Linked DNA regions of Homo sapiens: all the other regions are linked to region 2. A link is a contact called in ENCODE Hi-C or POLR2A ChIA-PET data. All regions are on one chromosome and are shown on one strand. Each heading gives the region's core, a stretch centred on a gene start or an enhancer-like site at or near the end of the contact. The rest is flanking DNA. Distances are from core to core; before and after follow the strand shown.

The links. A loop is a pair of places that touch in the nucleus more often than their neighbours do. ChIA-PET counts read pairs that join two places held with the same protein, here RNA polymerase II (POLR2A). Pooled maps may share reads with other maps.
Region 1: a pooled map shows a loop between it and region 2 (2.2-fold over the local background). The contact joins the enhancer-like site here to the promoter of C19orf44 in region 2. A Hi-C loop is called at or near these places in 1 of 50 pooled maps. POLR2A ChIA-PET finds 5 or more read pairs at or near these places in 2 of 52 experiments (B cell and activated T-cell).
Region 3: a loop to region 2 is called in a pooled map, with 3 times the contacts of the local background. The contact joins the enhancer-like site here to the promoter of C19orf44 in region 2. A Hi-C loop is called at or near these places in 1 of 50 pooled maps. POLR2A ChIA-PET finds 5 or more read pairs at or near these places in 2 of 52 experiments (Panc1 and activated T-cell).
Region 4: a pooled map shows a loop between it and region 2 (4-fold over the local background). The contact joins the promoter of ANKLE1 here to the promoter of C19orf44 in region 2. A Hi-C loop is called at or near these places in 2 of 50 pooled maps. POLR2A ChIA-PET finds 5 or more read pairs at or near these places in 2 of 52 experiments (B cell and common myeloid progenitor, CD34-positive).
Region 5: a map of CD8-positive, alpha-beta T cell shows a loop between it and region 2 (10-fold over the local background). The contact joins the promoter of DDA1 here to the promoter of C19orf44 in region 2. A Hi-C loop is called at or near these places in 3 of 168 maps with a recorded cell type or tissue (CD8-positive, alpha-beta T cell and naive thymus-derived CD4-positive, alpha-beta T cell), 4 of 37 single-sample maps with no recorded cell type and 11 of 50 pooled maps.

Annotation. Positions count from the first base shown.
Region 1 is chr19:17,182,436-17,185,135 of GRCh38, reverse strand. It overlaps MYO9B (myosin IXB), which reads right to left. Exons shown (of 40, transcript NM_004145.4): 16 at 1,268-1,307; 17 at 149-271. Among named protein-coding and RNA genes, the nearest start is that of USE1, 32 kb to the left of the region's middle. RefSeq lists an enhancer at 621-830. Within about 2 kb of position 1,424, at least 8 of the 41 ENCODE cell types and tissues checked have a DNase peak (open chromatin) inside an H3K27ac peak, as active enhancers do; they include B cell, where a contact is called at or near this core.
Region 2 is chr19:16,495,062-16,497,761 of GRCh38, reverse strand. It overlaps C19orf44 (chromosome 19 open reading frame 44), which reads right to left and starts at 1,368. Exons shown (of 9, transcript NM_032207.4): 1 at 1,297-1,368. It overlaps CALR3 (calreticulin 3), which reads left to right and starts at 1,595. Exons shown (of 9, transcript NM_145046.5): 1 at 1,595-1,723; 2 at 1,910-2,011. The coding sequence starts at 1,633. RefSeq lists enhancers at 1,266-1,695, 1,330-1,830, 1,831-2,331.
Region 3 is chr19:17,104,409-17,107,108 of GRCh38, reverse strand. The region is part of intron 2 of MYO9B (myosin IXB); the gene reads right to left. Among named protein-coding and RNA genes, the nearest start is that of SNORA118, 14 kb to the right of the region's middle. Within about 2 kb of position 1,373, at least 4 of the 41 ENCODE cell types and tissues checked have a DNase peak (open chromatin) inside an H3K27ac peak, as active enhancers do.
Region 4 is chr19:17,280,632-17,283,331 of GRCh38, reverse strand. It overlaps ANKLE1 (ankyrin repeat and LEM domain containing 1), which reads right to left and starts at 1,431. Exons shown (of 9, transcript NM_152363.6): 1 at 1,350-1,431; 2 at 1,123-1,275; 3 at 571-676; 4 at 330-468; 5 at 1-107. The coding sequence starts at 1,411. RefSeq lists silencers at 1,420-1,509, 1,520-1,569.
Region 5 is chr19:17,308,284-17,310,983 of GRCh38, reverse strand. It overlaps DDA1 (DET1 and DDB1 associated 1), which reads right to left and starts at 1,421. Exons shown (of 5, transcript NM_024050.6): 1 at 1,327-1,421. The coding sequence starts at 1,329. RefSeq lists a silencer at 1,106-1,205 and enhancers at 993-1,556, 1,646-1,835, 1,557-2,118.

The DNA of each region.
Region 1 (2,700 bases), core at 175-2,674, 690 kb before region 2:
CCAAAGTGCTGGGATTACAGGCTTGAGCCACCGCGCCCGGCCAATTTTTGTATTTTTACTAGAGACGGGCTGTGCTCGGTGTCGGGTGAAGCTACACAAGCCTGAGGCTGAGCTGACCGCCACCTTCTGCCTCTCCTGCTCCACCTACCTGGAACTGGGCGCTGATGCTTGGTGGCTTTTTCTTCTTGTGCAGGTGCAGTAGGGACTTGGTGGTGCGGTCGTGCAGAGTCATGCTGATGATGAGTTTCAGGGACTTGGAGTCCAGTAGGTTCTAGGACAGACACATGGGGTCCGGCCTGCCCTCCCACAGCCCACACGGGCACGGGGAGGCATCACAGGTGTCCCCGAAGCCAGGGCAGAACAGCGTCCCCGCAGCGAGTGCCCGGGCAGCAGCTCTTAGGTTTGGTCTCAGGACCACACTATTGATGTGGGCCCAGTGGAATGAGGTGGGTTTGCACCTTGCACACAGCGCTGGTTCCGGGAGGGCTGATGACAGCCTCTTTCACAGCCTGAGTGGCTGCCCCATTTCCTCTTCCTCTGGGTTAGAGAGGAAGCCAGTGCTACTGAACCTGGCCGTCCCTCTCCTCTGCATAGCTCCTACAGTTTACATTACTTGAGTCAAGAAGGGCCAGGTCCTTTCTGTGCCATCCGCATGAGCTCATCGGACAGGCCACCATCATGTGTCAGCCAGTTCTATCAGCTGACAAGAGGAATTAGCCCTCTCCCATCTGCTAACTAGACTGCAAGGCTATTCTTACTCTTCTTGCAAATTTCTTAAATTGCTGCACTTGTATGTGGAAACGAGACAGAGCGCTTGGGAGGTTCTCTGTCCTGTCTGGAAGCAGCCCAGTAGCCAGGGACTGAAGATGGGGGTGTTAAACGGAAGGGTCCCATTACGTTGGGGCAGGATGAGCTCTGTGGTGCTATGAACCCACTAGAGCTCCCCATGGGACCAGGCTGAGGCCAGACTTCAGCTATGCTTACGCCCCTAGCTTCCTCCCTCACCCCTTCTCTCTGCCTTCTCACGTAAGCCCTCTTCCATAAGCCGCTGTGTGTGCAAATACCCCATCTCAGACCCTGCTTCTGGGAAACCCATAAAGAGACAGCTCTAAATCATCTCAACACGAGAACATTTTTTTTTTCTTGGAGGGAGGGGGAGATAGTGGGAAGGAGGAGGAAATGAAGTTGCAGAAGTGAAAGCTCTCAAGACGGGCAGAGAAGCAAGATATCTTGGAACGTGTCGCGCGGGGTGTGTTTTTTTTTTTACCTTTGGAATGATCTGCTTTTGTTTGATACCTTTACTTTTCCTGTCAAAATATTAAAAATGGTTTTGTGAACAAAAGGAACACAGTGTCGGGATTTGGGTTAGTTCAGCAAGCCACGCCTGGCGGGTTAGACTGAGAGACACAGAGAGAGGGGAGAGAGTGAGAAGGCGCAAGTGCAACAAGGCCACCGCCACCTCTCCACGCTGCACACCGTGGCGTGCCTCAGCCACTGTCTGTGGACACCAGTTTCCCTGGGTTGGCGGCACCCGGACTCTGCTGGTGGCTGCCCCAAAGCTGAGTAAAGTGTTTAGTCTGGGGGCCATTCGGATGTCTGAGAAGTAGGAGGGGCTGGCTAGGAATCTACAGGGTGGGACGTGCATCCAGCGGGGCTTGCTATGGAGGAACTGACATATCCCCCAGATCACAGCAGGATGCCGAGTGGGGCGGAGGGAGCCTGAGCAGTCCTGGTGGTGACCAGGTGACCAGGCTGTCTTTGCCATGTGCTGGTAGATGCCAAGCAGGCCCACAGAGGCCCTTCTGGAACCCTCTGCTGGCAGGGCAGGGACTTGCCCTGCAAAATAACCAAAATGGGGCCTGGGTGGGAGCTCCTTTCAGGATCATGCTGGTGGGAAAGAAGAAAACCAAAGCTGGCCAGGCGCAGTGGCTCACGCCTGTAATCCCAGCACTTTGGGAGGCTGAGGTGAGCGGATCACCTGAGGTCAGGAGTTCAAGGCCAGCCTGGCCAACATGGTGAAACCCTGTCTCTACTAAAAATACAAAAATTAGCCAGGTGTGGTGGCGGGTGCCTGTAATCCCAGCTACTCAAGAGACTGAGGCAGGAGAACTGCTTCAACCCAGGAGGCGGAGGTTGCAGTGAGCCGAGATCGTGCCACTGCACTCCAACCTGGGTGACAGAGAGAGACTCTGTCTCAAAACCCCCCCCAAAACCCAAAGCTGCTCTTTTGGCCGAGGTAAGGAAGGGGATAGCTCCTGTGTTCTCAGACACCTTATGGAATCTTGCAGACCAAGGGGGAAAATAAATAAATAAGTAAATATATTTATTTATTCAAAAGGCCTGGTGCCTTTTGAAGACCGGCTAAGGAGATGGTAACTTGTAGATCTGTGAGATGCCTAGCCATCCGTGGTTGCATTCAGTTTCACCTGAATCCCTGTGGGGTAAAATAAGGCACAACAAGGACAAAAGTTTGAGGCCGAGGTGGGCGGATCATTTGAGGTCAGGAGTTCAAGACCAGCCTGGCCAACATGGTGAAACCCCATCTCTACTAAAAACAGAAAAAAATTAGTCGGGTGTGGTGGTGCACACCTGTAATCCCAGCTACTTGGGAGGCTGAGGCAGGAGAATCACTTGAACCCGGGAGGTGGAGGTTGCAGTGAGCCAAGATTGAGCCACTGCACTCCAGCCTGGCGACAGAGT
Region 2 (2,700 bases), core at 119-2,618:
TACAAACTATGGTCCATCCATACAGTGTAATACAGTTCAGCAATTTAAAAAACAAATACTAATATAACAGCACGCAGGAATCTCAAATACATCACGCTAAGGGAAAGTAGCCAAGCCGGGCGCAGTGGCTCACGCCTGTAATCCCAGCACTTTGGGAGGCTAAGGCGGGCGGATCACGAGGTCAGGAGATCGAGACCAGCCTGACACACATGGTAAAACCCCGTCTCTACTAACAATACAAAAATTAGCGGGGCGTGGTGTCATGCGCCTGTAATCCCAAATACTCAGGACGCTGAGACAGGAGAATTGCTTGAACCTGGGAGGCGGAGTTCGCAGTGAGCCGAGATCGCACCATTGCACTTCAGCCTAAGTAACAGAGCGAGAATCTGTCTCAAAAAAAAAAAAAAAAGGAAAGAAAAAAGAAAGTAGCCAGACACTAAACTCCACACACCCTATCATTTCATTTGTAAGAACTGTCAAGAAAAGGCAAACCAATAAACTCAGAAAGCAGATCGGGCCGGTGCTGTGACTCACGCCTATAATCCCAGCACTTTGGGAGGCCAAGGCTGGCAGATTACGTGAGGTCAGGAGTTCGAGACCAGCGTGGCAAACATGGTGAAACCCCATCTCTACTAAAAATACAAAAAATTAGCCGGAGTGCAGTGGCATGATCACAGCTCACAGCAGCCCTTGACCTCCTGGACACAAGCAATCCTCCCTCCTGCCTCAACATCCTGAGTAGCTGGGACTACAGGCGCGTGCCACTACACCTGGCTAATTTTTTATTTTTATCTTTTTTAGAGATGGGGTCTCGCCAGGTTGCCCAGGCTGGTCTGGATCTCCTGGCCTCAAGTGATCCTCCCGCCTCTGCCTCCCAAAGTGCTGGGATTCCAGGCGTGAATCACCGCGCCCGGCCTGACGCAAAGTTCTAAAGCTGGATGAGCTGGATGGTGGCGACGGCTTCACAACTTTGTAGATTTACTAAAAATAACGGAGTCGTCAGCTTAAAAGTGGCGAACACTATGGTATGTAAATGAAGGCTCAATAAAGTTGTTACAAATCAACAAACCAAAACTTGAAAACCCTGGCGCCCCTGAGACCATCCTGCTCTTCTCCCCAGCTATGAAGCGACCCGCGCAGGACCATGCTCCAATAGACCCCAGACAGGGAAACTGAGGCGCGGGACCATCCTGCAGCGGCCCAACCAGCTCAGCCCCGGAGAAGGCCCCATTTCCCCGTATCCCCCTCGCGAGCCCGGACGCCCAGCTAGGTCACCTCCCCACCAGCCCTGCCGACCTCTTCCCACGCCGTCCATTCGCAGAGGCAGCCGCCACATTCACGCCTGAAGGAGCGGTTGCCCTGGGCAACAGAGCCAGAGCAGAAGAGACTACATCTCCCGGGAAGCACCGCGCCCCGCAGACCAATGGCGCCCCGAATCACAATCGCGGGGTGTCATGGGAGCGGTAGTTCCGGGGCGGGCCCAACGTGCCCCGCGCCGCAGCGACCAATGGGACCCTCAGGTCATAATCGCGAGTTGTGACGGGAGTTGTAGTTTCGGGACGCGCCTGAAGAGCCGCAGAGAGAGCTGGGAGCTAAGGGGTGGCGGCGACCGGAAGCGCAGTGCACACCCCCATGGCCCGGGCTTTGGTCCAGCTCTGGGCCATATGCATGCTGCGAGTGGCGCTGGCTACCGTCTATTTCCAAGAGGAATTTCTAGACGGAGGTGAAGGGGCCACGCCCGTGGTGGCGGAGGTGTAAGCTCCCCCATCTCCGCCCCCTAAGGCTGGCCAGAGTCGCCACGGGGTCCACGGCAGCGAACCCTCGAATCCTCGAGGGTCCCCTTCACCCTTCCCTTAGCCCAAATTAACCATTATCACCTCTAACCGGTGTTATTTCCCCTTCCCCACAGAGCATTGGAGAAACCGATGGTTGCAGTCCACCAATGACTCCCGATTTGGGCATTTTAGACTTTCGTCGGGCAAGTTTTATGGTCATAAAGAGAAAGATAAAGGTTAGTGTAGAATCAGGACCAAATTGAGCCTAATGTTACATTTCCATAGCAACCTCTCTAGGTAGTTGTGGCACAGCCAAAACGCTTTTATTCCCGTTTTACAGATGAAGACATTAAGGCAAAGGTAGAACTTAAGGGGCTCCTTTCCTTGTTTTTTTGTTTCTTCTCTCCTTTTTTTTTTTTTTTTTTTTTGAGACGGAGCCTTGCTCTGTTGCCCAGGCTGGAGTGCAGTGGCGCGATTTCGGCTCACTGCAACTTCCACCTCCCGGGTTCAAGCAATTCTCCTGCCTCAGCCTCCCGAGTAGCTGAGACTACAGGCGCGCGCCACCATGACCGGCTAATTTTTGTACTTTTAGTAGAGACAGGGTCCACGTTGGCCAGGCTGGTCTCGAACTCCTGACCTCATGATCCACCCACCTTGGCCTCCCAAAGTGCTGGGATTACAGGCATGAGCCACAACATCCAGCCTCCTCTCTCCTTTCTTTATTGCCAAAGATTCCTTTTTTTTTTTTTTTTTTTTTTTGGTAGTAGGAGTCTCGCTCTGTCGCCTAGGCTAGAGTGCAGTGGCACGATCTTGGCTCACTCAAACCTCCGTCTCCCGGGTTCAAGTGATTCTCTTGCTTCAGGCTTCTGAGGAGCTGCGATTACAAGCGTGCGCCACCATGCCCTGCTAATTTTTTTAGAGACAG
Region 3 (2,700 bases), core at 124-2,623, 610 kb before region 2:
ATGCACTGCCATGCCTGGCTAATTTTTTATTTTTATTTTTAATTTTGAGACAGATTTCGCTCTTGTTGCCCAGGCTGGAGTGCAATGGTGCGATATTGGCTCACTGCAACCTCCACCTCCCAAGTTCAAGCCATTCTCCTGCCTCAGCCTCCGAAGTACCTGGGATTATAGGCGCTCGCCACCACACCTGGCTAATTTTTGTATTTTTAGTAGAGACGGGGTTTCACCATGTTTGCCAGGCTGGTCTCGAACTCTTGACCTCAGGTGATCCACCTGCCTTGGCCTCCCAAAGTGTTGGGATTACAGGCATGAGCCACTGCACCCAGCCTAGTTTTTAAACTTTTTGGTAGAGATGGGGTCTTGCAATGTTACCCAGGCTGGTCTGGAATTCCTAGGCTCACGCAATCCTCCTGACTCAGGACTCAGCCTCCTGACTCTGGGATTACAGGTGTGTGCCACACATGCTGAATTTTCAAGATCACTGTTTTATCTCGGGTGTGGATGCCAGGCACTGATGTTTTGGCCTGGAGAGCCGTTGAGCCCCCTGGCCACCTGCTGGGAGGACACTGGGGCCACTGGCAGTTTCACTGTGGCTGAGTCTCAGAGCTGGGATGACGCCAGGGCGGCCTCGGGAGACCAGAGCTGGGTTGCATCTACCTCTGCTCAGAACCTCTATAGCTCCTGTGTCACCCAGAGTCTTCCCCGAGTTCTACCTGGGGAGAATTTTGTGTTGACTTTGGCCACCACATAGCCCAGCACCTATATCATAGCCTGCCACACAGCAAATGCTCACACAGCAATGAACGGGCGGTCTGGGTATATAATGTAATGCACACAAGACAAGCCATATTAAAAACAGCTGAGGTGGGAGGATCACTGGAAGCCAGGAGTTCGAGACCAGCCTGGAGAACATAGTAAGACTGTGTCTCTACAGAAAATTTAAAAATTAGCCGGGCATGGTGGTGCACACCTGGAATTCCAGCTACTTGGGTGGGAGGATCGCTTGAGCCCAGAAGTTCTCGAGGCTGCGGTGAGTTATGATTGTGCCACTGCACTCCATTCTAGGTAACGGAGAGAGACCCTGACAAGAAAGGAATAGAGGAGAGGCGAGGAGAGGGGAGGGGAGAGGAGGGGAGGGGAGGGGATGGGAAAGGAAAGAAAATGGACATTCTATGGTGAAATTGCTCAGCAGTTTTATTAAAAGCTGATGTAAACAATGACAATGAATCTCTGTGTTACTTGCACAGGAGAAAACAGGAATAGGCTACATATGTCGGACCAGGGCTAAGTTGTATGACCCCAATTAATGTCTTACTGATGACCTCAGAGAGGAAGAGGAACTGAAATGTATTCCTAGGCACTGCTTAGATGTGATTTCAGTGAATTTGCATGGCAGCCCTCAGCTTGTGGGGACTAACAAGAGGCGAGAGGTCAAGGCTCCAGAAAGGGTGGGGTCTGACCCTGCCCCCAACTCCCTCTCTCCACTGAGGGGGCTCTCAGGATCCTACGTGTGAAGAAACTGACACATTCATATAATGAGCTACAATTCAGCAAAAGAAATGAGCTCTCAAGCCACGAAAAGACATGGAGGAATCTCCTCTCCCCTTTTTTTGGGGGACAGGGTCTCGCTCTGTCACCTAGGCTGGAGTGCAGTGGCCAGACGTTGGCTCACTGCAGCCTCAACCTCCCGGGCTCAAGCGATTCTCCTGCCTCAGACTCCCACGTAGGGGGGACCACAGGCAAACACCACCACACCTGGCTAATTTTTTTTTTTTTTTTTTTTTTTTTTGGTAGAGACAGGGTCTTGTTATGTTGCCCAGGCTGATCTGGAACTCCTGGGCTCAAGTGATCCTCCTGCCTCGGCCTCCCAGTGCACTGGGATTATGTAAGCCACCGTGCCCAACTGACATGCAGGAACCTTAAATGCTGGTTGTGAAGTGGAAGAAGCCAGTCTGAAAAGCCTGCAACACTGGGACTCCAACTACAGACAGCCTGGAAAAGACAGAACTGTGGAGGCAGTGAGAAGAGCTGTGGCTGCCAAAGGTCATGGAGGGATGAACAGGGGGAGCATGGAGGAATTTTAGGGCAGTGACACCACTCTGTGACACTCCAACGGCAGACACATTCATTATACTTTTGTCCAAACTCAAAGAATGTGCAACACCAAGAACCCTAATGGAAACTATGGCTGTTAGTAACAGTACCAACGTAGAGTTGAGTCAGGTGCAACCAACACACCACACGAATGCAAAATATAAATAATGTGAGAACCTGGGCGTGGGAGGGGTACATGGGAACTCTCTGCACTATCTGCTCGGTATTTTTATAAACCTAAAACTGCTCTAAAACAACCAATCTGTTTTTTTGTTTTTTTTTTAAGCGGAGCTGGGTACAGTGGTTCACGCCTATAATCCCAGCATTTTGGGAGGCCAAGGTGGGAGGATCATTGGCATCCAGGAGTTCGAGACCAGCCTGGGGAATACAGTGAGACCCCCATCTCTACAAAAAATAAAATAAAAATGAAAAAAAGGCAGATCCCACACCCAGAGGTGCAGACCCCTGAGGCCACACGCTGCCCCTGGCCCTCACCAGGTGGCGATGGTTGCGTTGTTCTGAGACATGTGGATGCACCTTGTCCTACAATCCCTGCAATGATGGGTGCTGTGTGGTCACCTCTGTAGCCCTGTGGCCACAAGACTC
Region 4 (2,700 bases), core at 182-2,681, 790 kb before region 2:
TCCTGGGTCAGCCTCCAAGCCAATGTCCCTGTTGTCACCTCTGCATGGCTGCTTTTGGAGTGCTATGGAGTCCAGCGTCTCATCGGTAGGTCCAGAGAGGCCTGGGGCTGCAGGTGAGAGTGGGGGCCAGAGAGGAGAGGAGGAGGGATGAGACAGCGATGAGAATAGGATCAAACAGAAAAAGGAGATCAGAGTGTCTGAGGCCGAAAGAGCTGGCCACAAATAGTGGATGTGAGACGGTCAGAACCAATGGGTGGGGTGGGGAAGACCCTGGATGTCAGGGACTGGTCCAGAAGTCAAGCCCCAGCAGCCCTGCAGGCCCTACTCACTGCCAGGTGCAGGCTCGGGCTCCTGAGTCTCTGCCCCGATCCGGGTCCGGGTCCTGGTCCGCGTGTCGAGATCCTGCAGGACTCGCGCGCACTCCAGGTGTCCCTGCTGCAGGGCCAGGTCCAGCGGCCGGAGTCCGTCCTACAGGGGCGCGGTCAGCAGGGGGCGCCCGAGGCCCTCTTACCTTCCTTCCCTCCCTCTGGGCTCACCCAGCCTTTCTTTGCCCGCGCAGTGCCTCCCAACCTGGTCGCGCAGCGCCGGGTCCGCTCCTTGGCTCAGCAGCAGCTCCAGGCCGCGGCGGCAGCCCCACGCGGCGGCCACATGCAGCGGCGTCAGTGCCTCGACAGATCTGGGGCGGCAGCGCAAGAGGGGTCATTGCGGACTCAGCCTCCCGGCAGGAACCCCGATCTCCGCTCTGGGGACCTGGAGCCTTCGTTCTCGGCCTCCCGGATCTCCGCCGTCCACCCTGGTACACTGCCCTTGGAACCTAGATGCTATGACCTCAGGCCAGGACCCAAACCTCTGCCGTCTGACCCTGGTGCCTCCACTCCAATATCCGAACCCTTGATCCCCACTTTGGTCCTAGCGCAGCCCCATTCCACGCCCTCGGTCTGGGACCCCAGCGCCTCCCTCGAGCCCTAGCCCCTGCCCTTGGACCCCCAAGTTCCCTCCCCAAGATCCCCTAAACCCCACCCTCGAGCCCCGAGGCCTGGCCCGGGATGATGGGGCGCCCCTTCCCGGATTCCCAGACTTCGGCTTGGGGAGACCCCGCCCCGGACCCAGGCTCTATCTTACCGAGCGTTGGGGTCCCCGCCTTGGCGCAGTAGGGCCCCGAGGCAACGCAGGCCGCGCGGGTGCCGGGCTCCGGCCGCCAAGTGCACAGCCGCTGCGCCGTCCTCTAGCACCAAATTAGGGTCCGCGCCGCAGCGCAGCAGCTCCTCTACTGCCCTGCAAACACCGCGGTCAGAGTGGACCCCGGCCAAAGACCCCCACTCCTGGCCCGCCCCCGGCCCCGCCCTCACCACGGCTCCTCCTCCCGCAGCGCATCCCGCAACCTGCGAGCCAGGCGGGCCTCCGAGCACATGCCCTGGCTGGGTCCGAAGCGCACCGCCTGGTCGGTCGATTTCCTACTTCCCGCGGGGGGCTTGTGGGCATGCGCCGCTCCTCCCCTCGGCTCGGGGGGCCCCTCTCCAGGGCCGAGCAGGGTTCCCAGCCAGGCTGCCCCGCGCCGCACGGGGGTCCACATCGGGGTTCGAGAGCTTTAGTGTCCTCAGGGGCCCTTGACACCCGGAGGCGCTCAAGCAGGGTCTGGGACCGCCGATAAGAGCCCGGGTGGGAGGATGCCACCGGGTGTGCCACTATCTCATTTAAAAACGGGAAACGCGAAGGCACCCGGCTCGAGTGGGTGGAGCTACGATTAAGAAAGTCCGGGGTGCCCCAGGTCATTAAGTCTCAGGGAATCTTCTTCAAGGGTGGCCTCTGGCAGGGAGCACGGCCTTATGAGAGGCTTAGGCCGGGCACGGTGGCTCACACCTGTAATCCCAGCACTTCGGGAGGCCCAGGCAGGAGGGTTGCTTGAGCTCTGGGGTTCGAGACCAGCCTGGGCAACTTGGATAAACCCAGTCCCTACAAAAAAATACAAAAAACTAGCCGGGCGTGGGTGGCTTGCACCTGTGGTCCCAGCTACTTGGGAGGCTGAGTTGGTAGAATCTCTTGAGCCCGGAAGTTCGAGGATGCAGTGAGCCATGATCACACCACTGCACTCCAGCCTGGGCAACAGAGCAAAACTCTGTCTCAGAAAATAAATAAATACATAAAATAGAGGCTTCAATTTCCAACCCCCAGGCCGAGGGCCCAGCTCACGCCTTTAAGCACAGTGCTTTGGGAGGCTGAGGAGAGAAGATCGTTTGAGCCTACTAGTTTGTTGTTGCTTTTCTTTTCTTTTAGTGAGTGCAGGAGTTTGAGACCAGCCTGGGCAACGGAGTGAGGCCCTATTTTTTTTTTTTTTTTTTTTTTTTTTTTTGAGCCGGATCTTACCCTGTCGCCCAGGCTGGAGTGCAGTGGCGCAATCTGGGCTCACTGCAACATTTGCCTCCCAGGTTCAAGCTATTCTGCCTCGGCCTCCCAAGTAGCTGGGATTACAGGCATGTGCCACCACTCTCGGCTAATTTTTGTATTTTTAGTAGAGATGGGGTTTCACCATGTTGTCCAGGCTGGTCTTGAGCTCCTGATCTCAGGTGATCCGCCCGCCTCGGCCTCCCAAAGTGCTAGGATTACAGGCGGAGACCTTGTCTTTGTTTTATTTATTTATTTATTTTTGAGACGGAGTTTTGCTCTTGTTGCCCAGGCTGGAGTGCAGTGGTGTGATCTCAG
Region 5 (2,700 bases), core at 172-2,671, 810 kb before region 2:
CGCCAGAGTGAGACCCTGACTCCAAAAAAAAAGTTCCTTCTGGTTCAGGTGAATTATGAACTGCCAAAGGGGTGAGAGCAAGGCTAGGAGACCAGGGAAGAAGCTGGGACAGGTATGCAGGTGGGAAGTGGCAGTACCTGCAACAGGGCATGAAGCCATGGATGAATTCAGGTGTGTTCAGAAGGCAGAGACAATCTAATCCACTTATGATTGGCTGTAGGGATGAGACTGTACCAAGGTATCAAGGACAACTCCCAGGCTTGGGGACCCGCACACTAGGAACCCACCTTCCCATTTCCTTCCTGAAAGGGAGTCTTCCTTTCATCCCCACCACATCCCAAGGACTGTGGATTGTGGGCTGGGACTCTGGGTCAGGGGACAAAGGAGACTTGAGGTATCTTGACCAAGCTTCCCATCACCCTTCCCAGCCCTCAGGATGCCAACTAATGGGGGTTGTGGAGAGGCTTTAGTTCCACTCTGAGGGTGGGTCACCATCCCACTTTTCAGGTGGGGAGACTGAACCCCGAAGAACCACCAGACCCAAATTCCAGGATGACTGAGGAACCCTGAAGGAATTTCAACCTTCCAACAGCCAGGTGGGGACGATCCACACTTCATAATGAGGGGACAGCTAGAAGAGAACGTCACTGGCCTCGAGTCACCCAGCTCATCTGTTGAGCATTCACTATCCTGAGTCCTTTACGACGTCAGTTACCTAAATTGTCACCACCCTAAGAGGTTCAGACTACTGCTACCCTCATTTCACAGGGACAATCCATGCGGATCGGAGATAAAAGTTTTTCATTCTTAGAGGCGGGTAAGGGCCCAGAATGGTGGAGGTGGGGTCAGGGCCCGGGGAACCGGGACAATCGGCGATGTCGCACTTCCTTTGGCGACAAAGCCCTGCATATCGCGGTGCCAAGCCCCCTCCCCCGCCCCGGGGCCCAGGCCGGCCTCCCAAATTCTCCTGAACTGAAGAGATCCAGGTCCGGCGTGCTGAGAACGAGGCCAGACCAGGGGGTCTTACGGGACCCCATCCCCACCCCAGACGATTTCCGGGGGGAGCCGCAACCCGGAAATGAATGAGTTGTCAGGGCTTGGTATCCTGGATGGGGTCAGGGGTCGGAGAAGGAGTGGCAGTGGGATCAGCAGGAAGCTCTCGGTAGGGTCCGGGGGTCGAAGGTCACAGGTGAGTGGGAGGGGCGGGCCGGACCTGAGGGGACCGGGCAGAACGGAGAGGGGCCTAGGGGGATACTAGAGGTGGGTGGGACCACAGCGCCATTTTGTCTAGCAGAGGGGGAGTGGGGGCCTGGAGGCCATCCTCACCATCTTCTGTTTCCTCCGTCGCCGCCTCGGCCGCCGCCTCAGCCTCCACCGCCGCCACCAGAGCCGCCTTCTTAGCCGCCGCCTCACAGTAACTTCCAGCCACGGCACAGCCCACACTGATGGCGCCACCACCTCCCTGTCATTGGTGTGCAGTCTAGCCCCGCCCCCACATAGGAGCGCTTTGCACGCTTCCATTGGCCGCATCCAGCTAACTCATGCGCCCATTGGTTGCCACGCCTCCTCCCATTGTGGTCAAGTTCGGTTGAAGAAGCAAAGCACCTCCCGGTACTTGGAAGCAATGAAAGTGAGATCCGGAAGTGGGCGGAGGCCTCGGCCGCGAAGTCTCTTGGGAGCTGTAGTTTACAGCTCCGCGAGGCTCTCTAGAGCTTTTGTGTGTCTGTGTGTTTTTAAGATGCGAGGTTCGGCCGGGTGCGGTGGCTCACTCCTGTAATCTTAGCACTTTGGGAGGCCGAGGCGGGTAGATCGCCTGAGGTCAGCAGTTCGAGACCAGCCTGGCCAGCATGGTGAAACCCCATCTCTGCGCCTGTAATTCCAGCTAGTAGGGAGGCTGAGGCAGGAGAATCACTTGAACCCGGGAGGCGGAGGTTGCAGTGAGCCAAGATCGTGCCATTGCACTCCAGCCTGGGCAACAAGAGCGAAAATCAGTCTCAAAAAAAAAAAAAAAAAGCCAGCCGGGCGCAGTGGCTCACGCCTGTAATCCCAGCACTTTGGGAGGCCGACGCGGGTGGATCACGAGGTCAGGAGATCGAGACCGTCCTGGCTAACACGGTGAAACCACGTCTCTACTAAAAATACAAAAAATTAGCCGGGCGTGGTGGCGGACGCCTGTAGTCCCAGCTACTCCGGAGGCCGAAGCAGGACAACGGCGTGAACCGTGAGTGAGGCGGATCTTGCAGTGAGCTGAGATCGCGCCACTGCACTCCAGCCTGGCGGACAGAGGGAGACTCTGTCTCAAAAAAAAAAAGGCGGGGCACGGTGGCTCACGCCTGTAATCCCAGCAATCCCAGCACTTTGGGAAGCCGAGGCGGGCGGATCACGAGGTCAGGAGTTTGAGACCAGCCTGGCCAACATGGTGAAACCCCATCTCTACTAAAATACAAAAATTAGCCGGGCGTGGTGGCGGGCGCCTGTCATCCCAGCTACTCAAGAGGCTGAGGCAGGAGAATCGCTTAAAACCAGAAGGCGGAGGTGTCAGTCAGCCGAGATTAAGCCACTACAGTCCAGTCTGGGCAACAAGAGCTAAACTCCCTCTCAAAAGAAAAAAAAAAAAAAGACACAGGGGTCTTGCTATGTTTCCCAAGCTGGTCTCGAACTTCTGGCCTCAAGCAATCCTCCAGACTTGGCTTCCCAAAG